3 separate regions of the Mus musculus genome follow, and regions 2 and 3 are each linked to region 1. A link is a loop called in an ENCODE intact Hi-C map of the cell type or tissue named here. Cell type or tissue: heart. All regions are shown on one strand. Links, peaks and the distances in the headings refer to the core of each region. The heading gives the core; the rest is flanking DNA.

Region 1 (10,102 bases), core at 1,392-9,391:
AGCGCTGTCCTTCCACCATGTGAATTCTGGGGAATGACCTTGGGTTGTCCATTGGGACATCAGGCTTGGAGGCAAGTCCTTCTACCCATTGAGTGATCAAGCCTGCCCCAATATTGAAGAATTTTAAAAGCATCAATTTTAAGGAGTCTTAAAAAGGTTTAAAATTTTTAATGTAAAAGTTTTTATTTCTATTTATGTGCATGGGTGCTTTGCCTGCATGTATCTCTATGGACCCCTGTGTGTCTAGAAGCCACAGAGACAGAAAAGGTCATCTGATCCTCTGGAACTTAGAACTGCAGTTTCACATTGTCCATGGGAAGAATAGCCAGTGCTTTGTTTTGTTTTGTTGTTTTGTTTGAGATAGGTTTTCTTTGTGTAGCCCTGGCTGTCCTGGAACTCTCTCTATAGACAAGGCTGGCCTTGAACCCAGAGATCTGCCTGCCTCTGCCTTCCAAGGGCTGGGATTAAAGGCGTGTACTACCACACCCAGCTCAGCCAGTGCTCTTAATTGCTGGACCATCTCTTTATCTTTAATACTTGGGGTCCATGTCCAGTGGCAGGAGGTAAACAAAATGGGCAGTGCTTCTACATGCCTCAGGAGGGAGGGGCGGCAGTTCTGAAATGGGAAGCTCTTCAGGCCCCTCCCCAGGCCATGGGGAAGGCTGGTAGGCAGGAGGAGGGAGGAGGCAGCTACAGCCAGGACAAAGCGCACTCAGCAGCCAGTGTAGCCCATGTCTCGTAGCAGGTTTCTGAGTGTGCTTTTATTTCAGAGTTCAAGAGTTTCAAGTTGCAGCGCAGAGCCGATATCTTCCTCTTCCCTCACACTAAAGGCTGCTGTTGGTCCCAGCAGCCACCTGAGTGAAAGGAGGTTTCAGCACGGTCGCCTCGCCAACGGGCTTTCTTGGTGGAGCTTGCTGAGCCACCACGGAATGAGAGCCACCTCCGCTAGCCTTGGGAATCTGCCTAGGAAGCCTGCCCTTTGCATCGGCAGTCATAGCGGCCAGCAGAGTGTGTTGCCTTCCACTGAAGACCAAGTACATGATCCACTGCAGCTAATCAATAGGATAATGGAATGAATCAATAGGAAAGATTTTTAGAAGGTCTTAATTAAAGAAACACTTGCAGATACAAATGATGTCTTCAATCTATTGATAGTGCCAAGGTGAAGGGTTAAACACAAACAAACCATCAACTTTATTTTGCCGGCATGCCTTCCACAAGAGAGCAACCCAGCAGCCTCCTGGCCCCAGGGTTGGCCCATTAATCAGTCCCTTGTCAATTGCAATAGCCACACTGTATGGGACAATTAGTCTATGATCAAAATTTTAATTACTAAACAGCAGCTCCAAACAATGAAAAATAGGCATGGCTACCCTACTTGGCTTTCCTTTGCTCCTAAAGCTGGGGCAGCGTCCCCTATACAAATTGCTTCTGCACTTCTGCATGCCAAGCCTCCTTCCAATGAGATGCACAGAATTAGAATAATTAAAGAAAGCCTAAATTGATGGATCCCACTTAGGCTGGGAATTCTCCAGTGGGCCTTCTGCTCAAACATGTTACATCAATATTTCTGATTCCCCCGATGGGCCTGCACAAGGTACTGGTTTAAAGAGACATCAATCTGTGATGTCAGCATTTATCTAATGAACCTTCAAAAATCAATGTCTGTGATGCTCTGTTACATGCAATCCCCCCGATTTGTCCATTCTCCTAGCTGTACGTGGCTAAACCTACAGCCATAATGACAGCAAAAGTGTGTCAAGCGGCCAGGCAGAATGGCTAGATGGGATGAGACTGAGAGGAAGGGGGTAGCTTCAACCTGGAGAAATCCAAGACATGGGCGTCAAACAGGAAAGCCATGGCGCTCTTCTCCTCCCAAGGAAGGGATCCGACTTCAGCCGAGCGCGCCCCGGGATGAGCCGCTTCTCCGGATCGTGCCCTCCAAACCCGCCTCTTCCTTGATGCTCCCATCAATTCCCTGCCTTGCTCCTGACAGCTTTGGTGATTTTCTGCTTCTTTTGGGCTCCTCGACTGGGGCTGCCATTTAGCTCCACTCAACAGGAGGCCATGCTCAGCTTACCCTTCCTTGTTAGTGTGTATGCACAGCCCATGGCCAGCCTTCTGCTAACAGCACTCCTTGACGTGGATAGCTTGACACCCTAACAGGCAGAAGAGAGGGCCCAAGTTTGTTTCACTTCTTTTTGCTTCTTTCAAATAAATTGGCTTGAACTGGCTGCCACGAGGTTGAGCTACTTCAAATGCATAAGTCGGGTGACAGCATGCCAGTCACAAGGCCAGTGTTAGGCCTGCCTTTCGCACCCACGCTCTGCTTTTGTTTGCTGCTCTTCTCTCTCTCTTGAGCAGGAGTCAGCCTTGAGAGCGAGTGAGGAGCCTGGGCGGTAAGATGCGGACTGAATGTGCCTCTGACTCCTGTCTGTCTCCCTCAGTGCGGCTTTCAGCAGCCTTCCTCACTGACTTTGAGTCCAATTAAGCTACAATGAAAGGTACCATGATTTCATTTGCTCGCATCGTCGTGTTTCAGAGGCTCAGTAGCCTGAGAAATGTTCGCTGTCTCTCATTACGCAGGTTCTGGCAACTGTTTGAAGTCTCTAATTTTGCTGCTTTTCCCACTGTATTCAGCCCTGAAGATGGCGGCCTGTGGGGAGCCTCCATGCCAGGCTCCATGTTAGAAAGGCCATCCCACCCTACAGATAAAATATTGCTTGAGAACGTCAGACTCGACACCATGACAAACATGAGGTGTGCTGAGGATTTCTCTCAGGTCTCCAGGGCTTTCTCAGGAGGACGCTTTAGCTAGGAGGTTCAAGTGTGGACAGGCACATTCCATGCCAGAGGACTCCGAATGAATGGAGTGATCATATTTACAGAACCCAATAAAGAGTTCCAAGGTGTTTATTGAAGTAAACAAGCAAGCAAACAAACAAAACAGTTCTTACTTTAAAAGCCTTGACAAAAAAAAATCTGTTTCCATTTGTTAAATCAAATTTTAGATTGCATTAAAGAATGCTATATAAAATGAGGTTGCCCAGGGAAGTGCGGTGTGTGTGAAACAGCAGAACACTCAATGGAGCCTTGTTTGGGTTTCTGGAGGATCAAACAGAAAAATAAAACAAAGTGACCCAGAACCCCAAGCCTGCCCGTTCTGTGGACCATGTTTATGTTGTCATAATCCCCACTATGCTCTGGTTCCATACGGAGATGGCTCTGCAAGTGCCAGGAAGGCAGCTCTCATTTACTGACTGCATCCTTCTAGGTACCAGGCACTGGGTTAAAACATGTACACACGCCATCTCATTTAACCCTCTACAAAACCCGTATTCCAGATGAGGATTCTGAGGCCCAGAGAAAAACCTGGATGGCAATAGAAAAAGCCAAAACCAAGCCTAACTCTGAAGTCCTTGTCCTAAGCACACCATACTCTGCGGTTGGCGGCAAAGGCTGGTGCAATCCCCACCACAGTCCCAAAATGAAAACTGGCAGGTGCACTCTGATAGAGTCATGTCCGCTCTGTGTCCCTTGGGGTGGAGATTAGCATGGCCACCGAGTTAGTTAGTTTCCACCCTGGCTAATGCATTCATTCCGGTGGACAGGGATCTTCTGCCGGCCCAGCCTTACTAATCTTCCTACTTCCAAAAATACTGCCGGTGAGCAGCGGGGATTTGTTTTCTACTAGCAAAAGAGGAGGCCCAGGGAAGAGAGACAATCTGGTTGGTCACTTACACAGGCAGTACAGGCTGCATGCTGGCTGCTCTTGGGAAAATTCCAATTTCCAGCACTGTTTGCTTTATGTTTGATAGTGGTCTCCACAGCAAGCTTACCCCAACGTTATGCCACACCCTTCCTTCCCAGGACTACACATCCAGATATCATCACAGAACTACCAAGGCCTCTCTCTAAGTGGTAAACACCTGGCTCTTTTGAAACACCTACTGATCTCATCTGACACTGCAGAAGCAAAACATGGAACGTTCTTAGGCCCAGGTGGTGAGAAAGGTCTCATCTGGTTGAGAACTGAAGGTCACAGAGGCCCTGGGTCTGGCTGACTATGCCAAACCCCCGAATCCTAGAAGATTAAAATGTAATCAGAGTTCTTCCTCATACCTCAGGGACACACAGATCTAACATTCCTTTAAAAAAAAGAGAGAGATAAGTTTAATTAATGTATGCATAAAAATAGCCATGGTTAAAAAAATGCTTTCATTTCCTGGGTAATTTTTCGGGGAGTGCATGCATATGGTTGCTGTTATTGCTTGAAAGATAGAAAGATGCTTAAGCCTGCAGCAGTCAAAGGTTTACAAGACGAGGGCTGCTGCTCTCTGCCTGGCCCCGGGAAGGGTGTGATGAACACGATCTGAAATCAATATCAGGGAACAGTTACTGCATCTCAATATTATTTGCGGAGATGGGCTTCTGGGAGGAGAGTGGGTAAGAGAGATATGTCAATAGCTTTAACGAAGCACTCCACAGCCATGCACAAAGGGAGGTCAAATAACTATCAGCCGACCAATCCCAATTGTAAGTAGTAAAAATGATAAAATCAATATTATTAAATAAAAAGTTAGCACTGCTATTGAACCCTCTCATGATCTTGGCAGAGCCTGGCTGCAAACGAAGGAGGCCCTTTTCCAATCTCTTTGCTGGTAAGTGGTGAGGACGGTGAGCATCCGCACCCAGGAATTTTTCACCTGTACACTGAGCCGCAGGAACTGCTAGGAACCAGTGATCCTTGCCAGTCCTGGTCCCACAGCTGGGCCGATCGCTTTGAGCTGGCTTTTGCCTCTCTGTCCTTCTGGGTGGCAGAGGTTGGACTAATTCAAGCCTCTTGAGGAACAAAGGAAGGACCTGCTTGGTGTCCTCGCCAATCTCAAGATTTAGAAATTTATCAGAAAAAAAAAAATCATGGTGCTGGGATGGAGAACAAGGGCATTTCAAGAGCAGAGGACTGACCTGCCCTCCTTGGTAGAGAGGTAGTCTCAAAGCCAAGGCTGTGTTCTTCCTTGCTGCGGCTAATCCTGATTCTGGAAGTGATATGCAGACAGGTACCGAGAAACAAACATTTAGAAAAAGACTGCCCAGTCAAAAATGCCCTAGCCCTGCCTACAAGAAGGGGAAATTAAAAAAAAAGAAAGAAAGAAAGAAAGAAAGAAAGAAAGAAAGAAAGAAAGAAAGAAAGAAAAGAAAAGAAAAGAAAAGAAAAAGAAACAAAACAAAACAAAACGAAAGGAAAGAGTGCCTAAGAGTGAGTAGCAGGCAGCCCGTGGGCGAGGCGGCATGTGCTGCTCTGACCCGCATTTAAACACACAGCTGCTTAGCCTTTCGAGCACCCAGAGTTGGCTCCGTGTTTACATTTCATAGAAGCTACTACAGAGAGTAAACAGGAACCTTTGGTGAATTATTTAGCATACAAATAAGCCAGCAAGGAAGACTAAGTAAGCGCTGTGAACTAACTGGATTGAAATATTCATCTGTAAATAACCCTCCAATCTGGCGCTTTCACGTACAAATACTACATGGAACATTAGACACAACTAGCTTCTAGGGATATTTAGGCTCACTAGAGAGCAATTTTTATGTCTACTGGCATCTGTGGGTAGTGATATGGACTGACTGTTAATATAACCAACATAAAATTTATGTGAACACTCACTGAAATAGCAGCACACTGTCAGACAGCTGGTGGCTGATGCGGAGCACATGCGGGTTTTATATGCACTGCGTAAACTAACCTTTGCAATAAAGATTTAGCAGGTTTATTAGTTTAGGAAATCGCTATAATTAAGGATAATTCATAATGGCCGCTTATCCACTCTCCAGCAATAGCTCGCTTAATTTAGGCTCCATTTCTTTGAGCCATAAATAAGTGAGCTGCTATCTTCTGCACAGATGTGGCATTCAACTTGTTCATGTTGGCTGGTTTTTTGCTTGTGTTTTAATCAAAAGCATTAGTAGGTGAGGCTATAAAAAGCCCAAGGTTTGAAATAAAATTAGCAAGGGCTGCACTGGCAAAGTTTATTTTTATCTCCTAGCTTCCTTCCCCCTCACAAACAACCTCAGCGCCAAAGATCTAACCTCCCCTTCCAGAGGTAAGAGCGATTACAAACAAATAATCCTTTAAAGTGTGCTAAAGGAGCTTTCATTTTAAAATCCAAGGAGAGGGAACGTGACAGAGCAATAACGTTAATGAAGGCCAAAGAAATATGAGCGTGACCTCTCTACAGTATTTCCATTTAACTGCGCATGTAATTAAAGCCTGACCTTTGTGAGTGCAGCACACTCGGCTGTGCGGGGCTGTGCGGCAACTTCCCCTGTGATCCGAGCTCCTCTGCAGGGAGACAGCGGACATTTCCACAAGTGCAGTGCTGTCTCCTGCCTTCAGGATTGGCCAGGACGCACGGTCACGCGCTTGCTCCCTGTTCCATGGATGGGGATACTCTGTGCTGCCTCTTAGCTACACCTGACGCTCTTCCTGCACACAGCCTCTGACTCTTCCTGCCAGTGGGCATTTTCTGCAGACACCCAGGGCATGAGTCAGCAAAAGGTAGCCAATGCCCGAACCCAGGCCCGGATTCTACCCTGAACTAGCTGGTAAGTATGCATTAGGTACGGGGCAAGCACTCCTTGGCCTGGTTTGAGCAGTCTGCAAAGGGAAGCTTACCCCTCATGCATCTCCCCCAGGGAACTGCAGTGTGATTGACATGGGAATTTGGAGTCATATTAAGAATGAAGCTATATAGAGACTTAAGGTTCGCTTTGTTCTTGAGATTTTCATGACTGTGGAGTTAATCCTGGTGTAATGGGAAGAGTGTTGGTCAAAGAGTCAGAAGATCGGATGTAGTCTGAGCTGTGTCACTCACAGCTATCCTGTCCCCCAAGAGACAGTTAGCCTCCCTGCATTTCAGGGTTCCTGTGTGCAAATGGGGACATTAGTACCTGAGCACCTTCTTTGGGGGCTATTGTTAAAAATCCAGAGGACCGATGCTGACAGCTACTTTCTGGGAGAGTATAAATTCCATGGCAAGTTCCACCCTACTCACTCACTGCAGGTGACGCCCCAGGCCCTAGCTCCCCCTGGGAAAGTGGAGCTACCTTGCCCACTCACTATGCTGACAGGACAGAGAGAAGCGCTGTGTACAAGCAACCAGCTAACTCACAAGGGGTGTACCCTCCAATCTGTCCCCCTGACAGCTCCCAAAAGTCCTCAGAGTCACTCAGACCAGAGGGGCAAGGACTTGGAGCAGAGACAGAATCTCGAGTATACATGGGAAGTATAAAAATTGCCTTGAGTAGCTGTATCCAAGAGAACCAAGAGAACCACGGAGGGAGGGTCCACACCGGCTCAGAGTTCTGGAAGGTTTGGCTCCCTAGGCTTGTGTATAACATCCCTGTGGGTGTGATGAGTGGAGGTGGTGGCTGCCCTCCTCGTGGGGGACAGGAAAGCATAGTGCACGAGGAAGTACCTGGCATCAAGCACAACCTCCATAGGCCAGTCCCCAGTGACCTACGTCCTCTGCCTAGACCCCACCTAATAAAAGTTTCCAGAACCTTCCAAGCATAGCTTCACAGGCTAGACACTAAGTATCAGTACTTAGTGTGTGTGTGTGTGTGTGTGTGTGTGTGTGTGTGTGTGGCTGCTTCATGCTCACATAACAACAGGTGTGATGCTGTGGTCCCTAGGAAAGGGCAAAAAGAGTCACTTTAAACAGCTGCGTCTTTCTCTGAAATACCTTTCCTATTCTCTGAAAGGCACTAAATGCAACTCAGTTTCCTCCACTGGCAGTCTCACCCAGTGAGGAAGAACAAACTGGCCCCAGAGCCTTGTACCTGTCTACAAGGAACGTCTCCCTCAAAGCATTCTCATTGACAGGTTGAGATTGGAGCTAAAATGGAAGAAATGGGCAACATTTAACACTTTTTATTGATAAATACCAGTCCTCAGTGTTCACTACCACAGGCACGCGTGCACAAGACAGCAGCAGCCGAGGGACAGGTGTCTAGTGTTTGGTGTTGGTGGCAACAGCGTGCCAGCTCTGTCTGTCCTCAGTGTCTTTGCCTTGGTGACCCAGAGTGGCCAACGAGAACAGGTGGGAGCGAACACAGCTCCCTGTCTGCCAATCTGAGGAAATGCATGGTCAAGGCCGCCTTCTTACTCCCATTTCGGAGGACGGGGCCCCAAGAAGCAATGTGACCTTAGCTCCTGAGTTAATAAAAACACGACCTGCCGGTTACCTGCCGGTCTTACCTGTCACCCCTGGTGGCAAGTGGCTGACCCTCTTTTTAATTCATGTTGAGGCTTATTTAATCAGCTGTGCACCGGGAGATTTATAACCCATTATGAAAGTGTTCTTGGCAAAATTAGACTCTAATGCCGGGGGAGGGTGAAATGTTCCCAATATATGGGAGCCAGTGGGGTCAGGCAATAGCGGAGCCCTTCTCCAGTCCCATGCTCACACCAAAAGTATTAGCCCAAAATGAGGAACATATTTATCTGGAAAATCTTTTATTCTTTTAAAATAGAGTTTCCTTCAGGAGTCAAAGTTCATGGGAACATTTACCCAGGCTGGTGCACAAATTGACATCGTTAATAAGGCTTCTTGAAATTCAGACTTTAAATCACAGAATGGTAGGGTCAAAACAAGTCACAGCAAGAACTCAGGGTCAAACAAATAATGCTTTCACTGTGACTGAATCGCTTCAACACATTTTCAGAAAAAAAACCAAAACAAAACAAAACCCTAAAAAGGAGAAGGCTGGGATTTTCTGAAGCAACACCTGGCTCAGCTCAGCATCTGGAGGAAGTAACACTGGGGCCCAGGACAGCAGGAACAGGCCAGCTTCACACCATCCTTCTGGAAGATACAGAGCTCCCCAGGGCAAGTGGCCTATGTTAAAGTTTCAAGTAAAGCCAGGCACATAGGGCCAAAGCAAGGGCATTTCCACGATCAGGGCAGGTGACAGAAGTGAGAGCAGAGACAGAAGAGAGGGGACTTGCCTGGTTTAAAAAAAAAAAAAACCCAGCTCCTTACTATAATACCCACATCCCCGGTATGAGCTTAGCAGGGCCTGGTAGCATATACCTGTAACCCTGGCTACTCGGGAAGATCCCAGGTTTAAGGCCAGTCTGCCCAACTCAAGTGAGACTCTGTCCAAAAATGAAATGAATAGAGGGCTGGGAATGTACCTTAGTGGCAGGCAAGGCGCTTGGCATAGCACGTGTACACCCACCATCTTCCTACGGCTGCCATAGAGCGGATGCTAGCCTCATCCTTTGTGGCCACTCTCACATCCCACCCGCTGGCAAGATCCAGGACCGTCCCACTTGAAGCTTTTGGATTCAGACACAATTATGCTTGCTCGGGGGTCAGAGTGCTCTTTCTAATGAGAGGGAAGCAAAACCTCTAGTGGCTGTTCAAGTGCCGGGCCTGTCTAGATCCCCGTGGGGACAGAGCAGGTTCCACCTGGTTCACAGCTCTCCGGGAAGACTCTATCAACACGACCAGAGGCTCGCTATTAACTAAAACAAAGATGGTGTACTTTTGCCTGATACCAGGGACTCTGACACTGCGGTGTGCGGTTCATCTCTGTAGCCTGTATGGGAGATGGCAAGTCTGGCACTGCCCCCATATGAATTCCTCCTGCTGAAGCAAAGCATATTCCAGTCAGCATGGCAAACTGTCCCGGCATGAAGATAAACTCGAGGATCCCTGCTTCTGCCTGTCCTTTGCCTGCTGTCCCCAATGTCAGCAGCTTCACAGTAACACTCTGTCTGTCTGCACAACCCAACTCATTTGATTTGCAGATGGGGACCCCTATTGGTATGAGAAAAATCCCAGGAAGAACGGAAACCAGCCAGCACTTCTTAGCCAAGTGTGCCTGAATGTACCAATGAAGAGAGCAGCACCCACGGTTCCACGGTGGAAAACAGAGACACAGCCTTCAAATGCTCTTCTCTTCTACCACATCACACACACACACACACACACACACACACACACACACACACACACACACACAGGCTCAGGAAAGCCACCCCCGGGGCTCTGGAGTTAACCTCTCCCGACACCCCAGGGGCAGGCACATGAGT
Region 2 (10,102 bases), core at 1,809-9,808, 70 kb after region 1:
AATTTGAGTTGGTCTTTCAGAAAAGACAGAGTGACACACCAATGCAGTCTTCAGCTTACTCAGTAATCTATGGTCTCCCCAGCTAGACCTCACTGCAGAGTTTGCCGCAGCCTAGACACAGGGAAGAAAACCTACAGCATTTACAGAAGGCTGTGTGGTTCAGGACGATTAGACACACTCTACCAGAGATTACATAGCAAACCCTAAATTGGAAATTAGAATTCCAAGGCAATACAATCAGCCTGATTAGAGTTCTAAGCAGATCCTGTGAGGCTGGGATCAGAAAGCAGCTCCCAACTTCGAGATCAGAGTCTCCTTTTTGTATTTCTAGGACACAACACAGTGTTGCTGATTGCATATTCATGACAGGGCCCTTCCTGCGCCACACAAAGGCTCCTCAGATATCCAGGGCATTTGGGATGATCCTCAGCCCTGGTGCCCACTGAGCGCAAGGTTAGCTCTCACAAAGGAGCAGGGGACAACATATCACCAACAGTGATATGAGCTCAACAGTGAGCTCTAGACAACTCTTCAACCTGACCCTGCTGGGGGGTGGGGGTGGTAGAGGATGGATGCCTGGCCCGAGCCTTGCCTTTTCTATTTCAACCACATTTTTAACTAAAGCGAATTTCCGGTATTTGGTGACAGTGGTTTTGTTTTAAGTGGACTAAGAGTGCTGGAGTATCAGCGCCCCGTGAGCTTATCTCGGGATCAGAACTGTCTGTCAGCCAACGCACAGGACTTGGAACAGGAGTGCAAGCTGCAGACGCTCCCACTCAGCTTTCTCTTCTAAACCAGACGGGCCAGTTTTACTCAAGTTTAGTCAGGACTGCAAACATAAAATAAAGTAAAATAAAACAAAATAAAGGCTCTAAATCTGGCTTTGTTTGTTTGCCTGTTTTGTGGGTCTGAAATGTTTAAGACTTTTCAAAACTAAAGGGACCATCCCTGCTGAACCTGAACCAAGAAGTTTCCTACATGGACAGATTCTAAATTTAGCATCCTATTTAAGGTCTTACACACACACACACACACACACACACCCCTTCCCAACTATAAACACAGACTGTGGACGGAGCTCAGAGGCAGAGAGCTTGCCTGCATGTGTGAGGCCCCAAGCTCTATCACACGCACAGCAAAAACAAAATAAAAATAAGATAAAAAATATATAGGTAGCCTCATTTTATCCATCAGATGCCCTTTCTCTAGGAGGGAAAAGATGACAAGTCTGACAGTCATGAGGTTGGGAGCTGGAAAAGGAAGTGTCAACCTTGCGTGGCTGGCTTGTGCATCTCAGACAGTATCTTAACTTAATGGTGGATAGTAGGGCTGCAAAGACGGGCACGTGGCCACCCATCACCTTTCTTTGGTGAATGTGGTACTTTAGACCCAAGTGGGCCCCGTGCACTCAAAGGTTAGGGTGGGATTTACTTAGTTTTCTTCTTCACATTTGGTCATCCTACCCCTGTGGTGAAACACACTACCAGTTCCCAACTCTGGATCCACAAGAGAAATGAGCTGTATCTGTGAAGAGGACAGGAAACACAATTCAAGAACCTTCCGTTGTCTAGCCGAGTCTTTCATCCAGGGTTTTGGCTTGGTCTCTTGTCCTCTGCTGTTCACTCTGTGTAAAGAATGTCCATAAAGTTTCACAACGACTGAGAACATGGTTGTGAGGGACAAGCGGAGTCTTGCCGCTGTGATTTTGTAACCAATTATTTCATTTGTATTTTATAAATGGATCATAAATGTCATTCACTAATTGCCACCCTTCTCTCTCGTCCCTCTCATCCTTCCATATACACTGCGACAAACAGGCAACCTGCCGCCCTTCTTACCAAGGGCCAGCAGTTAATGGCAGGTTTTAAAAAAACTTTACTCATTTGGAAGGATCTCAATGGAGGCCAGAGACAGACTGACTTCTCTACTTAGCACTGCTCCTCCATCTTTACTCTCTGCCCAAGACACTCAGAGGTCAGGTGGGAAAGCAACAAGGGAGCCAAAGGAAGCCGAGAGAGGTAAGGACCAGCAGAGCACCCACACCACAGTGTGGGACCAGCAGAGCACTCACACCACAGTGCGGGACCAGCAGAGCACCCACACCACAGTGCAGGACCAGCAGAGCACTCACACCACAGTGTGGGACCAGCAGAGCACTCACACCACAGTGTGGGACCAGCAGAGCACCCACACCACAGTGCAGGACCAGCAGAGCACTCACACCACAGTGTGGGACCAGCAGAGCACTCACACCACAGTGTGGGACCAGCAGAGCACTCACACCACAGTGCGGGACCAGCAGAGCACTCACACCACAGTGCGGGACTAGCAGAGCACCCACACCACAGTGTGGGACCAGTAGAGCACTCACACCACAGTGTGGGACCAGTAGAGCACTCACACCACAGTGTAAGGACCAGTGAGCACTCACAACACAGTGTAAGGACCAGTAGAGCACTCACACCACAGTGTGGGACCAGTAGAGCACTCACACCACAGTGTAAGGACCAGTGAGCACTCACAACACAGTGTAAGGACCAGTAGAGCACTCACACCACAGTGTGGGACCAGTAGAGCACTCACACCACAGTGTAAGGACCAGTGAGCACTCACACCACAGTGTAAGGACCAGTAGAGCACTCACACCACAGTGTGGGACCAGTAGAGCACTCACACCACAGTGCGGCTGAGGTGGGTCAATCCTTTTCTGGCCAACCTGGTCCTTAGAATAGCAGCCATGACTCAGAAGTACACATTAAAGCCAAGATTTCTGTTGGGCCACAGAACAAACATTCACTCTCTTCGGCTAAAGCTTAGAAGGCTGGGGAGTAATGGGCCCAGCAGCCAGCTAGAACTGTGTTCTCTGTGCTCTTTTTTTGTTTTGTTTTGTTTTGTTTTCTGAGACAGGGTTTCTCCGTGTAGCCCTGGCTGTCCTGGAACTCACTCTATGCCAGGCTGGCCTCGAACTCAGAAATCCGCCTGCCTCTGCCTCCTGAGTGCTGGGATTAAAGGCGTTCTTTATAGTTTTTTCCCCCACCGCAGATCATTCCTCAGAAGATTGGGAGGGTAAGGATTGTGGCAGCTTTTCAGAGAGGAAGTCTAACTTCTGGCATGTCAGCCAAAGCCAGCCATCAGACAGTGTTATATGTTAGTTGCCAGAATATTTATATAAGTATACTTCATATATACATTTTGGATTCCTGCCTGGCTTCTCATGTAAAAAGGATGGGAACAGTTTGCACTGGTGGGCCCAGTCGATCCTGCTGACAGCTGGCAGGGGCAGAGTCCCACTTCTTAGACTGGGGTGCGAATGGCAGTTCTAATCCTTGTCTCCCTGCCACCTGGCCTGCTGTAGCCACTGCCAGTACCTGCTGGTTCCGGGTAGGAGTTGTGTGTGTGTGTGTGTGTGTGTTTACTAATTAATTACTTTCCCTACTTGAAGGTAGAGAGAAAACATTGCCATTGCAGGAATTCTAATACTGCAGGCCGGCTCCTTCCTTCCTGGAGATGCCTGGGCCCTGGTGCACTCTGCAATCACTAACTGGCCACCAGGGCATCATTTCCTCTGTGGTCATCAGTCTCTTGGAGATCCGTTGCAGCTTTAAAGGCAAACTATGATGGCGAACTGTTCTAGTCTCAAAAGGAAGAAAGAAGAAAACAAACACAACAACAAAAACCAAACCAGACCCTAGTCTTATTCTTTTTATTATTCCAAAATTAAGTTTGCTAAAATACAGGAACTTGAGCTGTCAGACAGGAGCGTGGCTCTTCCTCACTTAGGGTGAAGGCAAACCGTCATTCTTCATGTTGTACATTTTTATAATGAGGACCACAATAAATGCAGAAGGAAATCTCCGCATCTTTGGAAATCAAAATGAATGTGCATATTTCGCACTGGCTGCAGTAATTACTTTGCCACGTGAGGCCCAGGGCAGGTAGTAATGTGCGATGCCTTTCAACTTAGAGCCATCTCAGAAACCAAACAGGAAGAAAACCCTGACCTCTGACCCTGTTTTGAAGCAACACTACCCGCTTGGGTAGTGTTTGCATGCTGAAATATTTATTTCCTTCATAAAAAAATCTATCTGAATATCCAATCTCTCCGCAGAAAAGAGTTATCTCCATGTCAGCTGAGGCCCTTCAGTAATTTGGGGCTATGATCTTAACACTGCAAGCTTTACCCACTTAAAGCTTTGCCGGGTTCCAGCTGCCTGCGTTTTCTCGGCAGCTCCTCATTTGCAAAACACAGCAGAGATTCAGGTGAAAGGTGAAGAAGTTTCAACAACACACAGCCCAGTTAGGAAACTTAAGTTTCTTGGGCTTAGCTTCCAGAGAGATCAGTATTTCTAAGCTTCCTGTCACTTGAAGAAATGAATTTGCTTCAGTGTGGGTGAACAAGTCCTGGCAGGGAGGTTTTCTGATAGCTCTCCTAGGCATGGTGTGAGGGGGGACAGTCTCTGAGCCTGCTTGGGACACAGCTGAGAGGACCCATCAAAGTGGCACTCACCCCTATGCTCACTGCATCTCAAAGATGGAAAAATAATATGGGATTTACATCGGAAGAAGGAGAAATCTAAATTCCATATATACCACCACATCCACTTCACAAGTTCTCTAGGACACAGAGTTGTCTTGAGCTACACAGCAGACCCGGTTTTGCCCACGCCTTCCACCCTGACTGCAGGTTTCAGCAAACAGAAGAGACCCAAGGGAGATACACGGAGCCCTTTAGAAGAGGATAGTTCCCAACACACAGGTGTGATTCGCAACCTTCCTCCTCGGGTGAGGCTGAGTCCAATCCTGAGGCCCTTGCATGAGGCCCAGGATCAGCACTGAAATTAGGCTCTTAGGAAGTAGAGAGGCTTCTGTGTACACTTTAGGGGAAATAATCTGTGAAGAATATAAATAAATGGGAATAATGTTCTGTGAAAAGTCATGTAAAAACCTAAAACATAGAACTATTTCTCATCATGTGCTAACGCTGACGGTCTGGGTGATGGGATTATGAGCACCCTTTTTTTGTGTGCTTTTCTGTAAGTTTTAATTTTCTATAATGAGTATTTTTAACTTTAGAAACAAAAGAAAGTGCTGAGCACTGAAAAATGAATGGCTGAAGAGCAGAGTCAAAAAAGCTCAAAAGCTATAACTGAGTTTGGGTAAAGGTACTTGCTGCCGAGCTGTACACACACACACACACACACACACACACACACACACAATTGTGGAAACTAGCAATTACCTTTCAAATAGCCCATCTACAAGTTAGTCACAAGAGCCCTGGACTCATGGTTTTTGATCTCTGCCATTCCTCTGATGCAAGAGGCTCCAAATAATTGCAAGCACCGCCCAAGGGTTGGTCGCTGTGGCATGTGCTGCACTACCTGTCCTGAGATCACTGCTGGCTGGGACGGGCTACTGCTGAGCCTGTATGAAAGGAAACAACACTCTCTTCTCCAGACCTAGTATGAAGTCACCCCAGTTTCTAGGGGGAACACTTGATAATAATTAGGACTAACTGGACCACAGCCTGAAAGCCATTCCAATAAATCCCATATACATATATTTATTGTCTAAGTTTTGTTCCTCTAGAGAACCCTGATTAACACATGTGTGACAGCAATACATTCATTAAATTTAAATTTTCATATTTTATAAGTAGGAAAGATGAAATAATACATAAATTAGCATAAAACAAATAGAACTTCACTTGGCAAAGCTTTGTACATTGTTTTCAGTAACTTGCAAGTCTTATGATGTTTCAGACATAATATCAGAAGTTAAGCCAAGGGCTGGAGGGATGGCTCAGAGGTTAAGAGCACTGACTGCTCTTCTAGAGGTCCTGAGTTCAATTCCCAGCAACCACACGGTGGCTCACAACCATCTGTAATGGGATCTGATGCCCTCTTCTGGTGTGTCTGAAGACTGCAACAGTGTCCTCATATACATAAAATAAATAAATCTTAAAACAAAAAGTTAAGTCAAGCAAACCTTGCAAGGCGCATGCTTATAGACACAGCATTTGTGAGGCACTGTCAGGAGGTCATGGGTTCCAGGGTGACGAGGGCTACCTAGTAAGACTCTGTCTCAAAAAGAATGGAGGAAAAAAGGGGGAGGGACAATTGTTATCTTTTAAATTGGTTATACTGGCCTTCTTTTGCTTTTGAATGCAGGTTTTATCCGTTGTTAAATGTGTTCCGTATAGAAATGCAAGCGCAACATGTTCAGCTGAAGTCAATTTAGAAACAGAGAAACACACAGAAAAACAAATCTCTGCATTAAATACACAAACAACTCAAGGAGAGTGGATTCCTGGGAGGCGCTTCTATAAATAGTCTGACATTACTACCCAATCTTCTCTGCATACTCGTCATGGAAACGCTGCAATGGCTGACTGAAGAAATAAGCAACTTTGACATTTCTTGGTGTAACTTGAGGAGATTATTTCATCATGAAGGATTGGGGTGGAATCTCCTAACCAACAACTCAATATCAAAACTCTCCTTGCAACTCTCAAACATTGCACAGTGACATTTAAGATAATCCATTTACCACCACCCAATACAGCCTGCTTGTTCACAGAATGTCAGTGACAAGGCTGGGGCATTCCAACTGCTAGGCAGTGAGTCCAAATGACAAGAGAGTTTTAATAGAGCGCCAGCTTCATTTCCTTATAATCTGGTGCCTTCCTGGACTCCAGCAGCTGGAGCTGTGATTTACATGGGCAGCCATACAGATCAAATGCTTCTCATTCCTCACACAACAAATCCATTCTCAAAAGATCACAAGAAGACCGCGTACGCTGTGCAGGGCAGAAGTTTATCCATGTGAATTCTTAAAAAAAAAAAATATTTACACACACTCTCTCCCCCCAATTGTGTGTGTGTGTATAGATGTATGTGTGCATATCTGTCACTGTGATGTGTTCATCACAGTGAGCGTGTAGTCCAGAGGACAACTTACAGGAGTCGATTCCCTCCATGTGAGTCCTGGAAATTGACCCCAGGTTGTTGGACTTGGCAGAAATGTCTTTATTCATGAGCCATCTTGCTCGCCTCATCACGGAGAATTCTTGATGGCTTTCTTAGCCATCTTTAAAGAGTAGAGAGCCTTGATTTTGTAGAATACCAAGTTAGCAATTCAAAAAACCCCTTTCATGTTGAGGTGTCAATAGTGACCCGCATTGATGGCATTACTCATGTCAGAGTGGTTTTCTACAAGTTACCTCACCTTGTCCTTAGCACACCCATGTAGGGTTAGTCCTGCTTCTTCAGCATCCTACAGGTGACAATGGCTGAGGTGTAGGAAGGTGAGTGTTGGTTAAACTGTCAGAGCGTTGGTACTGAAGCAATCCTCAGCGTCAGATGGAGAAAGCCCTGCTTCAGAGTTGACAAACCAGGTCTCTATTTCACCAAATAACACCCATACACCTACACATCCTATATGTATATCATGTATGCAAATTATAGACATACTTATATTTCTGGCAGTTCTTGACGATGGAGAAACACTCTAAAGAGAGTTATTCTAAAGAGAGCCAGTGCCAAGAATTCATCCTCACCCCTCATGTAAATTCATAATGCTTCGCAACTTAATGCCTAGCCCATTTTAGTTGCTTTGTGTTTACTTTAGGTAAGGTAAATTACCTACATTTAAAACGTTCATGTGAAATGTCACCTAACCAGGAGATGTATCTCATTCACTCTGAACTCCAGGCTCTTTCCAGGCATTATCCTTCTTCTGATCTGCTTCTTCTCCTTCTTTTTCTCTACTTGCCATCAGCATTTACCATAAACAGTAAAACTGACCCTTAGGGGAGATGGAGTTAAAAGCAGCAACCACATTCCCACTATTTACCTACCAGGCTTTCTTCTGGGGATGCTCAAAACGAAGATATTATTTAACCAAAGAAGGATGCATATGCATATGCACCTGCTGCCAACGAAGATTCCAAGATGTCACTGCTGGAGGCTTTAAAAAGGTATTTAGGGTGGTGACCAATTAAGACTGTTACTTCACTCCAAATGAATCTGGAAGTAGCAATTAGCTCTTAAGTGGGAGTATGCCTATGTAGCCATGTCTGGGAGTATAAGTATGGCCTAGATTTGATCACGTTCATTCCCAGCAGCTGAGGTGTCAACACTCTACTGGCACTGAGAGGAGAGCATCTGGGGTCAGCCTCCTGCTGAGCAGTCTTGCCACTGCTGAACTCTGAAATGGCAAGAGCCCAGCAGCAAAAACCAACCTCCGTTCCCTGAGCCAGGCCACCTGGTTTTTGTCCATGCCGCTGATGATCCCTGCTTAGCAGGCTCGGTGCCGTGTGTAAGGTGAAGATTAGTTTTCTAAAACTGATCTGTGTGAGCTCGAGCTTGGGTTGATGATGCTCAGAGTTGTGCAGATTTGTGGTGGCACTAACTCAATGCTTCCATAAATCACCTTCCTCAATTAAGTCCCCACCTGAGCCAGGGTATGAGGACAGACAGAATCAAAGTCCACGCACGCCCCTGTCTGAATGTTACCAGACCATGATACAACCAGAGTCGAAGGAGCAGCTCTACCTAACTTTAAAGTCTCTACTCAGTGGGGACAGAGGGTCCCTTCTGCTCCTTTGCACACTTGTGAGGAAACTTCCTCTTTCCTCAAGCTTCCCCAGAGAGCTGGCTAAGGATGACAGCTGGACCAAACACCGGGCTGACTACATGTGTAGTATGGGCAGCCTTGGGGAACTCCGGGAGGCTTCTCATCAAGGTAAGAGTTTGTAGCCAACGAGGACAAGTTATGCTGCAAGGGACCAGTGAATGAGTGTGACTCAGGAACGGAGAAGCTGAAGGCTAGAGGAGTGAGCTAGCTGAGAAGTACCATTTATCTTATGTCCTATCAATCCAACCCGATCGAAAAATTTGAGTTCTGTGTAACCACAGGATGGTAAAGAGAAACAGAAACAATTCTATTTGGCAGACAGGAAGACTGAGAGTTGCAGAGATGAGAACCCACTCCAGTTCAGAGAGATGGAGGGAGACTGGTTAAACAAGCACTCCATCTTTCTTGGCTTTAGTTTCTTCTTCTAAATATGAAGCAGCATTTGTTTATTCTAGACGATCACAACGATTCAAGATTCCAGGAGGAAAGCAGGTTTGGTAGTAAGCACCTCTATTCCTATCACCCAAGAAGCTGAAGCAACAGGATTGTGGGTTCATGGCCAGCAAGAGTATGCTGAGTTCAAGGCCACCCATGCTACACAGTGAACCCCTGTCTTTCAAAGAACAAGCAAAAGTGAGATAATATGAAGAATGCATTTCAGCACTGACTAGGCATTTGCTATGATGCTATTAAACAAAGGGCAAAGCCAATGATGGAACTCCTTGCTGCCACACCGCTGGCTCAATGCCCCTTTCATCAGGCCACGCTACAGGGAACTCCAATTATATATCATCTGTAGTTACAACATTGGGCCACATGGAGAAGTGACAGAGGGAAGGAAGAGGCGACACACAGAAACTAGGACATGGGCAGTCGCTGCTCCCCATGGACAAAGCACCAGGAGCCTTTGTCCAAATCTGTAATACTCACACAACAGCAGACGGCCTGTGACTGCATCAGCTGGCTCCCCCCAAAACAGACTGTTAGATTCAGCCCTGGGCTGTGGCTTAGCAGACTTGCAAGAGCCCCCCTTCAGGAAGGGGTCCTGCTTGGTGTCTGGCCCAATCCCAAATGACTATAGTTAAAACTAGCAGCTGCAGCAGCCCCAAGAGTGTGGACTCTGGAAGAGGCTATGTCAGGAGGACTTCCCAAATCACTTAGAGAAAACATACATGCACACACACACACAGAGACAAACAGACACACAGACACACATGTACATACATACACATACCAGAAAACTTCAACAAAAATTCCACCATAGGACATACAGATGTTTTAAGAACAAATACCACTAATCAAGAGATCTATGAAAATGGTCTCTAGAACATGAGTGATATCCAACTTCTGCCCACTAATGGAGAGATCTGTAAAACAGAAATGGTAGCAAGGTTGCCTTAAAAGCTCTGCACTCACACTTGGCTGAATGCAGTGTAAACTGGTGCGGCACTTTTGGAAACAACCC
Region 3 (10,102 bases), core at 472-8,471, 79 kb after region 1:
AAACAAACAAACAAACAAACAAACAAACAAACAAACAGCACAGTAATCAAAGACTCCATATGGAGAGCCCAATGTATTGTTTGTTACTGCGTTTCCTTTTGAAAAAACTTCTCCCCTCAAATGCCTCTACATTGGGTGACTTAGCACACCCCTGTTTAGCAAGTGTCACTGCACTGCATCTATCAGCATAGCAAATATCAGCAGCCTACGATGGACATCCCACATCACATGAGTTCCACCTGACCAGCACCATTTTAAAATGTGGGATCACCTGTCAAACACTGCCAATTCGTATCCACTGCATCTACTGAAGTATGAGGGCCTGCAGCCCTGGGCCCACACACCACGGAGCAGCAACTCTCTGAAGTTAAGCAGCCAGCCTCCTGGGAAGATAAGGGCTTAGCTACTTGCCATGGCTGCCACAGTTCCCATTGTCCTGCTCATTCTTCTATGTCCTTGCTCAATTTTTAGTCTTTATCATGGATAATAGTAATAATACAGGCTTTGAGTATTCCTTTAAACATGACTCACTGTGTATTACACTTGAGCTTCAGTTTAAGGGTTAAATGTGTCATAGTTTCAGTCTAGAATGTCTTCCACAGACTCATGCTCTGAGGACTTAAGTGTGAGGAGCAACTCTGGAGGCTGTGGTGCCTCAGGAGGTGGGCATTGCTTGTAGAAGTAGGTCACTGGTGTGGTTCACGGTTTGCTCTTTCTGTTCCCTGGACCAAGGCACAGGAAGAAGCCACCAGCTCAGCACTCTATGCCCTGCCTTCCTAGCAAGAACTCAAACCCGGGCTGGAGAGATGGCTCTGTGGTTAAGAGCACCAACTACTCTTCCAAAGGTCATGAGTTCAAATCCCAGCAACCACATGATGGCTCACAACCATCTGTAATGAGATCTGATCTGGGGTGTCTGAAGACAGCTACAGTGGACGAGCAGAGCCAGGATGAGAAGAAAAAGTATCTGAAGACAGCTACTATGTACTTACATATAATAAATAAATAAATCTAAAAAAAAAAAAAAGAAAAAAAAAGAAGAGCTCAAACCCTCACGAGCTGGAAGCAAGCCTTCCTTCTGTAGCCTGTTTGTCAGCCACTGTCTCGTAGCTATGCAAAGGAACCACCACAAGCCACCAAAGGAGTAAGGGCAAAGTGACCACTGTTGTCCTCCACCACACAGGTGACTCTAAAGTCCTTCCTGTCACCATTAGCACAGCTCAGCCACCCTCATTCCTTAGCAGATGCTGCCTTCTCATTTCTACAAAGCTGGACTCTGGCAGTCTCTGGGATTAATAGAGCCACAAAGGCCAACACACTTTAGATGCCAAATCACAGTCCTGTTTCCCTGGCTGCATTTTCTTTGTTTCTGAAGACAAAGATCAGGCAGGTTAAGGAAGATGCTGTCTTTTCTGTGAAGTCCACCTCATGTGTGGGAGAGCCCTGGCTCTTTACTGGGGACAGACATTTGTATCGTTCTTTCCTTAGGGGTGGAAGGGATATTACGAACAGAGGCTGTGCACCTGCAAGGAAGAGAGGCTGCAAAAAGTGCTGTCAAAGCTACTGTGTGCAGGTCCAGTGTGGGGGAGAATGTCTGAGACCCAAACACAGCGCCCCATCCCCGTACCTAACACAGATGCGTGTACACACACACACACACACACACACACACACACACACACACACACAGACAGACTCACTAGTTAATGGTATGTGTCATGTTCATCTCCATAAGCTCCTATAAAAAGCAATAATTTTAAGTAATAAGCTAATAGAGAAATAAGAAAAAAAGCAGTAACTACAACAACAAAAAATATGCTTCTAACCTACAAGTCAAAAGTAGTGACCACTCAGGGACATGGCCTAGGACTTTAGTCAGGCTAGGACATGGGGCGAACGCTCCTACCTGCTTCCTGAGATTCAGAGAATAGTTCTTCCGGCAAGAGAGATTTATTTCAGATAAAGGACAAATGCCGTCCTTTAATTAACAACATCTATCTCTGGGACAAGCATGTCAGGTAGACTGTACAGAAGATTCTGTTAATATAAAGGACAGATGGCAACTTCCCCTGGGACATCTGAGGCTGCCCCAGAAACACTCCTCATTGTAAAGGCTCTGGAAGAAGCAGTCAGGGGACTGAGGCTGTGGTGCCCCATTTCCAGACTAACCCTCAAAGTATCTTGGAACTCGTCTGAAAACACCTGGAGAGAGGCCGGGGGACTCTTGCGAGGAGGGTCACACTTTGTACCTCACAGCATGGAACTACAGACAGGGCAAGCTTTCTCTCTGCCCAGCCCAAGTGATACCAGAGGGCAGGGAGTTTTAGTGGGAAAAGCTAACACTTTGGGCTCTATGATCCAGAACAATATAGTGGACGAAAACTCACATAGCTGCACTCTTCATGCTAATACTGAAAACCGCCAGCTGGGACAATGCCACGGTCTGAGTACTTGGTTTGCTTGGTGAGAGGGCAGGATGTGGTCCCTAGCTCACGGGGAATGCCTTTTCTAGGGTTCTCATTAGTCTGACTCAACACATGCATCTTGTTGGTACAAGATTCCCAGCGTGTGTGTTATGCCCACCTAACTGGGTGCTAACATTATAAGCCATACATCAACACTTCTTGCCCTAGTGTTAATGTCTATTTATATCCTGCTGGGGAAGGCTCTGAGAGCAGGCCTGAAGCCACGAGTTGGGACTGGCTGCCACCATGAGTGGGTCTGCTGCTTTTAGATGGCAGATCTCATTAGCAGAATCTGTAGGGTGGGGATTATTATGGTGTTGTACTTGGTTTTAGGTTGTTGTGACTGTTCTCATACGAGGAGTTAAAAAGTCTATAACCCTGAAGGGATTTAGACTGGAGGACTGACTGCACGGAATCTGGCTGCCGATACCCCAGATAACAAATTAGGTTTTTCTCGTGCAGTGTTGTGATGCTTTTCTGCAACACACCAACGAGGGAAGGCGTAGGCTCACCAATGTCACGGCGAGATGCATTATCTGCATCTTCCTTCACAAGGCCTAAGGGGTGTGTGTCGTTCTCAAACTGGATTCCGTAAGTTCCTGAGTGCACATGCAACATCCTTAAGTATGCAGTATGCACGCACGTATGTTACGGGTTGCACTGAACAGAGCGGGCACAGTGACTTTCTTTTGAGACATCCGATGAATGCAGAATGCTACGTGAATGCACACATACGTATGCAGTAAACCAAATTAATGCAGCTGTAGTTTCATAAAGTTTGCAGCAGTTCCTCAAGCTCAGCTTGGCGTCATACAAAGTGCATATTTAACCCGCACAACTCCACTTCTGCAGATTAAAAAGGAAAAGGAGAGAAAGCAGGCGCGCAGGCACCACAGTCCAAGCTGGCTTTGCCCCTCTCGAAATTAATCCAATTATTCAAATGTCAGTTATAGCTGCCACGATCTGGCTCCTTGGGCCAAATCAAACTGTTAAAAATTAAAACTGTTTTACTTCGTTTAGTCTCTCTGCCTTTTTAGTGTAAAATGCACAGTCTCGACAAAAAGTTGTGGGATTTGACACCCAGTACAACACAACCCTACTGCGGTCATCCATGCATAATTCACGCTGGAAATATGCACTTGCTTTAAAATATTGCTAAAATATACATGTAACATATGCTAATTCCACTGCGCTGGCTTGTAAACTCCAGCTACTAGGTGATATGTAAACTTCGCCAAGTGCACACACTGTACATAAAGGGATTATAAATGAAGGGAAGCATCTCTGTCCCTAGCTTTCTGTCTCTAGTCTTGGCCAAACTGACAGCCCCAAATCCCAGCACCATCTAACACGCCCTTCCCGTGGAGAAGACAGCCTGTTCTCAGAGTCTTAATTACATCCCAGCTGACTGCCCAGCGTTGCCAAAACCAGGCAACAAACGCTGGCCCTTCACTCACAATATGGTCTGCTAAACAGATTCCTGGTCACACAGAAAGATACTTGAACAATGTGGGGAAATCAAGAGACAAGCAGGAGATCAAGGGAGAGCACAAACAGTGACCTGGGGGGAGGGGTGAAAGGGAGCAGCAAGTCCTGCCCATGGTGCAGAAAAGGGACGAAATCTCCTCCCAGAACCTCAGGCACAGGCAGCACAAGTTTAGCAAACTGCCCTCCTCATCTAGCCAAACACTGCTGCTCAAGACCGGCCTTAATGACTGCTAACTAAGACATAACCACCCACAAGGATCGGGCCATTGTAATTACAGAAGGACAGTGTGAAACTTTCTGCCAGTGCAAATGGTATCATATGTTTTCCTGGCTGGCTTTTGGGGAAAGCTTCAGGCTCATTTGACATGGCAGAGAGCGCTAGAGCCTTAACTCAGATCTCATAGCATCTACATAAGATTTTCTTCTCCTTTGTGATGGTGTCACACAGAAAAGACAACAAAGACGGGTCACCAGATTCAGCAGCTATCTCTGGCTTGGTCCAACTCTACAGACAGACAAGTGATAAATGCGAACTTTACTTTTGGGAGCTCTGGAAGGCAGTTGTTTCCAGAGCAACTGAGAGCAAGGCCAACAGGAGCACCGGAGAGAGCCCAAGGAAGAAAGCTCTGCCCTGGGCTGGCACTAACATGCCGTGGCCTGTTGGAGCAGGCCCAAACCTGAGCTCCGGACCAGAAGTCACAGTGTAGCTGCTTAGAACGTCCTCTACTGACTTCAGCATCTGAGATGGTGTTTCTGGGGTGCTGCTTAATCTATACAATGGGAACAAGGCCCTGGCAGCCTGTTCCTAGCAACCCGCTCTGCACATGGGCGGTTTTACATTTTCCTAACAGTAGCGGAAGGTCCTGACCAAGGCAGAGCCAGAAAGCCAGAACTCTACAGTGACTCAGCTGGCCACCTTCCTAAGTCCACAACCTCACTGAGCTTCCAAGGCACTGTACAGTGTGAAGGTGGTTAGCATCTTTCTGTTTTGAATTGCAAAATTCATACCTTCATCGTGGTCCTATGTTGTTGCTGAAAAAAGAGGAGACAGACTGAAGGTGACTAAGTCCTTCACAGGCCCTGGTCCAGCTACATCAACAGGGGAATCCACAGGCATGGGGAGGCAACAAGGAAGCTGTGGTTTCTGCTCACATCCCTTTTCCTTCAGAGTGGGGACAGTGAGGATTCCAACGATGACATGACTACATGTTAGATAGAGTAGCTGAGCACTAAACCTGCTACCCAGTTCAACACCACCTCCGTTGCCACCAGGCCCTTTAGTGATCCCTCTGCCCATGCCTCTGAGCTCAGGCACCTGGTGATCTATAAAAGAGAACTGCAACAATGGAGCAACAAGGAAACCATTCTATACAAGTGTCAGGAAAGTTACTCCAGCACACAAAACTTCATTTTGGGGGTTGTTTGTAGCTCTCTGTTAGAAAATAATTAGTGGGAGTGCAGGGGCGGGCTCATTATGATATACCTGGAATTTATCTGCGCTTATCTGGAAAATCAAGTCTGATGCCTTATCTGTAGTTCTAAATGAAAACTCCATTCTATCTTATCCTCTGAGATGCTAGGAAAGCCGGGAGGACAGAGAACGAAAGGTTCATGGACCGTAGCAGTGCTGAGTAAGGGCCAACCCACTGAGGCACTCATTTCTTTCCTTTTCTTTCTTTTTTAAAAATTATTTATTTTATGTAAACGAGTACACTGTAGCTGTCTTCAGACACACCAGAAGAGGGCATCAGATCCCATTACAGATGGTTGTGAGCCACCATGTGGTTGCTGGGAATTGAACTCAGGACCTCTGGAAGAGCAGTCACTGCCCTTAACCGATGAGCCATCCCTCCAGCCCTGAGGCACTCATTTCTATGGAACTTAAATAATAAAGATTTGGAATCCTGTTTCCATGACAGAGGAAGAACACATTCAAACTGCATCTTGGGAATTGGTACAAATCATCCTCTGGGGATGAATTCACTGCAATTTGAAGCCTGGGAAGGCAACCAAGATATGCAAAAGAAAGAACCTGGCTATCCAGTTAACATGTGCTTAAGTAAGAGGTTATTTAAAAAAAGAGAGAGAGAGAGAAAAAAAAAAGAAAAAAGAAATAAAAAGAGAGAAAAAACCAAAACCCAAACAAACAAACAAAAACCCAAACCTCTAAACGCCACCAAGGCAGAGAACAGGTTTTATGCTGCGCTGAGAGGTAACATCTCTACCACCCCCCCACCCCCACCCCGCCCTCTCGGAAAGTGGACAAGCTTTGTTGAGGTCTGGCTCTATCTGCATCACATTCCTTATTGCCTTGGCCTGGGTGGGGCTGGGAGTATTGCTTCCCAAGGGTGAGGGCTTGACACTTGTTTTGTAAATAACACCCACCCCCAAACCCCCAGAATACTAGTTACAGGCTGGAGAGCCCCAAGAGGCCTAGAAGATTTCCTTTCTGGCCTTTGAACAAGTTTGCAGGTCCAGAGACCTACTATGATCCACATGGCAAGAGGGAAGTCTGCTCAACTAACTTTGAATAATCTACCATTTGGAAAACTGGTTTAAAATTCAAGTGTGCAGAAATATAAGTTGCTTTATATCCTAGCAGGTTTTACATTCCCAATAGAAACCAAATGCCCAGAAATGGGGTGAGCCAAGGTCATCACCTGGGAATTTTAGTGCTCTAACTCCTTCTTGGAACCCTATACTTCCCAAGGTAAGAAGAACAACCAAGTTCTAACTGCCCACAACCAGCGATGTAAAAGCTATGCTCAGGTTCAAGTCCAACCACCCAGAGTTTTCAAAACAATGGTTAATGAGAATTATCCTTTGGCTTTCTGAGGTCCAGTTTCTCCATCATAATGAATGAATGAATGAGGTAAACTGTCAGAAAGACCACAGGGCACCTGACCAGGCCAGTGGCCCCTGGGTAAACAGGAGAGAGGAGAAACAAGAGCTACTTCGATTTTACAGGGCAAATTTTTCAGAGTCTTCCCCTTCATGCACTCCATACTTCATACTATTATTTGCCATCTTCAGAATCTTTTTACCATGACCATAATGAAGTTATCTGAATTCCCAGGACCAAGGAGAAGGTTTGTTATCTCTAACTTTGCTTATTGGGAGCTTAATAGTCAATGCTTTCTGTTGCCCCCATCTTAGCAACCCTCTGAGTTCTGATTGTTTGTTTGTTTGTTTACAGACAGGGGCTTACTATATAGCCCTAGCTGGGTATAACAGGTCGGCCTCTAACTCACCCAGACTCTAGAGTGCTGGGATAAAGGGTGTGGCCACCATGCCTAGAACACTGCTAAGACAACCAGCTTCCAGACAACCAGCTTCCAGACAAGTTCTCATATGGGGTTATATGGCGAGGGCTCTACTATGTTCTTCATGCAATAAACACAGGACAAGTCAGACAATCCAGGTCCCAAGAACAACTCAAAATATACTGACCACTAGGTCTATGCAGGACTTGAGGAGGAACAGAGCACCCAGCCCTGAGATAGACAGACAGACAGACAGAAATAGGGAAACCTAGCTCTGTGTTTGTAGAGCATGCACACCCATGTTAACTGCCAACTTCCCCTTGTGTTATTATGATGTATTAGGATCCTCACACAGCACCTCTGGGAGCAAGACAATGCCTAGGAACAGGTTTCAAAGCACCTCAAACTGTTTGTAACCTTCAGTAATTTCAGAGAAATACAGCAAAGATTAGTCTCACTTTTAATGGGAAAGCCAGTTCCTCTTATTGGATTTGAAGGTGAGAAAATAAGTCTACTAGGATTTCAAAACATATTCAATATTTGATACTCTACACATCTCATATATAAATGAAAGACTAATGCTTCTTTCATTTTCTCTGTGGGGAAGGAAAATATACATTTCTCATGCTTTTCCCATTCCTTGTAAATTACAGCAATTCAGTTACAGCAGATTTGAGTTTCCCAAGTAGCCTATTTAAAGCAAATGTATACCTATCAGGAACAGTGTGCGCCTCTATATATTCAGTGTCTTTGAGACCCTACAAACTACATGGACTCTAAGGTACAATGTAAGTCCTCTACCATAGAAGGTCAGACCCCAGCCATGAGTATTCCTAAGTAGCAATGCCTATCCCAGGAGGGGAAGCACCAGACACTTTGTGTGGCATCTTAGGAGCTTTCTAGCTACAGACTGGCCCTTGCTTTGAGATGAGGGTGCATCCAGGAAGAACTACATCTCCAAAGTTCCTGTATCTACCTTCCATCACTCACGGGTTCAATCTTCTCACATTTGACTCTAAATCAGACTGGATGGGCTATAGTCTGCCTAGCACTTTCTAGTGGAGACAGGGACAGCCTTGGGGTTCGAGAATGAGTAGGTCCCTGCAATTGACAGCACCCTGCCACATCCGGTCCTCAGAAGGAAATTAAATCATTATGGGGGGGAGTGCTCACCATCTATCCAAAAGCACTGTCTTGAAGACAATCATTAGCCAGACCTGAATCCCCATTCTGGGTCCTTCTTTATTAGCTCTGACTACAAGGCAAATGCAGAAATACTGTGAAGAACAGGATCTCTCAGGCTACTTACTATAAGAACGGAGGCCCTACTAAACTCTTAATATGGCCTATCCACCACCATGGGAAGCCGAAAATGACCTCCTCGGCCTTTACAAAGATGACTCCATGAAGATCAGAGGACAGCACACATATGGGCAGTGACTCAGGGACTTTGAGAGGGGAGAAGGCCTCACACCTTCCACATAACTTGTGATGAGTTCCTACTGAATGCTACTACTGCCTTTGTCTCCAGCCTCCCCGTCACAGCTGAGGACTCCTTACAGGATGTCTTGCTCCATACTTCCCATTCCCTTAAGCACACAGGGCAAGAGCCTTACCAATAGCACCAAGGATGTGGAACCCATCAACCAGGCTTGCTAAACACTACCAACATTGGTTATGAGAACTGAATTTCCTAGGGCAGGCCCCAGCAGATGCTGAGAGAATTAGTGGCAAAGTGGACGTTAGGAAAGATTCCAGGTGAAGCTGATAAATGCCCAGCCAGACCTAAAATTGGAACGTCTCTGATAATAATGAAACCCAAGCTGGTGCGTCTGGCTAGGAAAGCCCATCTTCCCAGCCTCACACAGGAGCTGGAATCTACCTTGGAAGAATGCTCAATAGAACTCCCGTGAATTAGCTCAAAGAATTTAATACCTGTTGCAATTTTCTCCAATTTAGTATATGAAATAATAACAGGCAGCAATTACCATAAAGAAAAACTTCAGGTGCAATAGCATTAGTTCAACAGCTGGGATCAAGTGTCAGGCCGGAATAACAAATTTCATTCATTTTATCTCCAGTGCTGGAGACATGCTGTTACTAGCTTTAACAGTCAGGAATGTCTGTTGGCTAAATGGCTCTGCAGAGCTAGTCAAGTGAGGGCAGCCTGCGACAGTTTAATTGGGCTGCTTGCTATAGCTGTATCTGGGGGCTACGGGCAGTGGACTATAAACAAACACAAAGCTGCCCTGGGTGCTGAGCAGAACACCCTGCAGGAGGGGAGGCAGAGAGGGAGGGCTTCTGCCCGCAGGATCTCTTACTCTCGCTGGCGTCAGGCTGGCTACAGGTGAACTGGAGCAAGGTACCCGCGGCAGAAGAAAGGCAGGGTTAAGAGAGCAATCATTTATCTTGTATTGATTTCTGGACACTGTCTGAGATTCTTTCCAAGATAGAGTGACAGTTCTCTGTCTTTTGCTGGCACAAGAGACAAAAATGACCAAGAAGCAGGCCACTCCGGTACGATCATAAAAAAGACGCCATCCCTAGATGTGCTCTTGTTGTTGTTGTTTGCTTTTTGTTTTGCTTTGTTTTTACAGACAGGGACTCGGAACAAGTTTCTCACTGAGGAAGGAGGTTAGGGATGGTTCTTCATTTGTCTTTGCTGCTTGAGATCGAGGAGTCAAGAGGTCAAAACCAAGCACAATTGGGCCCTTTGGTTTTATCGCAGGTAACCTCCCATCTCTGGTAATTGAACCCATTCCTTGCGGTCAGAGTTCTTGTCACTCACATTCAATGTCTGTCATTACGGAGAAATGCTTCATGTCATATTCCATTGACAGAACCACTACAGCAAAGGTAGCAAGACTCCCCCAGCACCAGAGGCAA

Evidence for each region. A loop is a pair of places that touch in the nucleus more often than their neighbours do. Peaks named below come from ENCODE experiments on the same cell type or tissue, not always from the same donor. Only the 100,000 strongest peaks of a DNase experiment are listed, where the experiment ranks them.
Region 2: a loop joins it to region 1, with 1.9 times the contacts of the local background. A loop is called at or near these places in 6 of 42 quality-filtered maps.
Region 3: a loop joins it to region 1, with 2.0 times the contacts of the local background. A loop is called at or near these places in 7 of 42 quality-filtered maps.

What each region holds. Positions count from the first base shown.
Region 1 is chr8:91,626,098-91,636,199 of GRCm38, reverse strand. All of the region lies in intron 8 of Fto (fat mass and obesity associated), which reads right to left. Among named protein-coding and RNA genes, the nearest start is that of Gm36325, 84 kb to the left of the region's middle. In heart, for the core only: a CTCF peak has its summit at 6,368; a DNase peak (open chromatin) is centred at 6,419; H3K4me3 peaks cover 674 bases; H3K27me3 peaks cover 1,215 bases.
Region 2 is chr8:91,556,683-91,566,784 of GRCm38, reverse strand. All of the region lies in intron 8 of Fto (fat mass and obesity associated), which reads right to left. Among named protein-coding and RNA genes, the nearest start is that of 4831440D22Rik, 94 kb to the right of the region's middle. In heart, for the core only: CTCF peaks have their summits at 3,545 and 5,919 (motif pointing left); a DNase peak (open chromatin) is centred at 8,214; H3K27ac peaks cover 749 bases.
Region 3 is chr8:91,546,108-91,556,209 of GRCm38, reverse strand. All of the region lies in intron 8 of Fto (fat mass and obesity associated), which reads right to left. Among named protein-coding and RNA genes, the nearest start is that of 4831440D22Rik, 83 kb to the right of the region's middle. In heart, for the core only: no CTCF peak of the experiment used is centred there; DNase peaks (open chromatin) are centred at 2,685, 3,919 and 4,757; H3K27ac peaks cover 2,054 bases.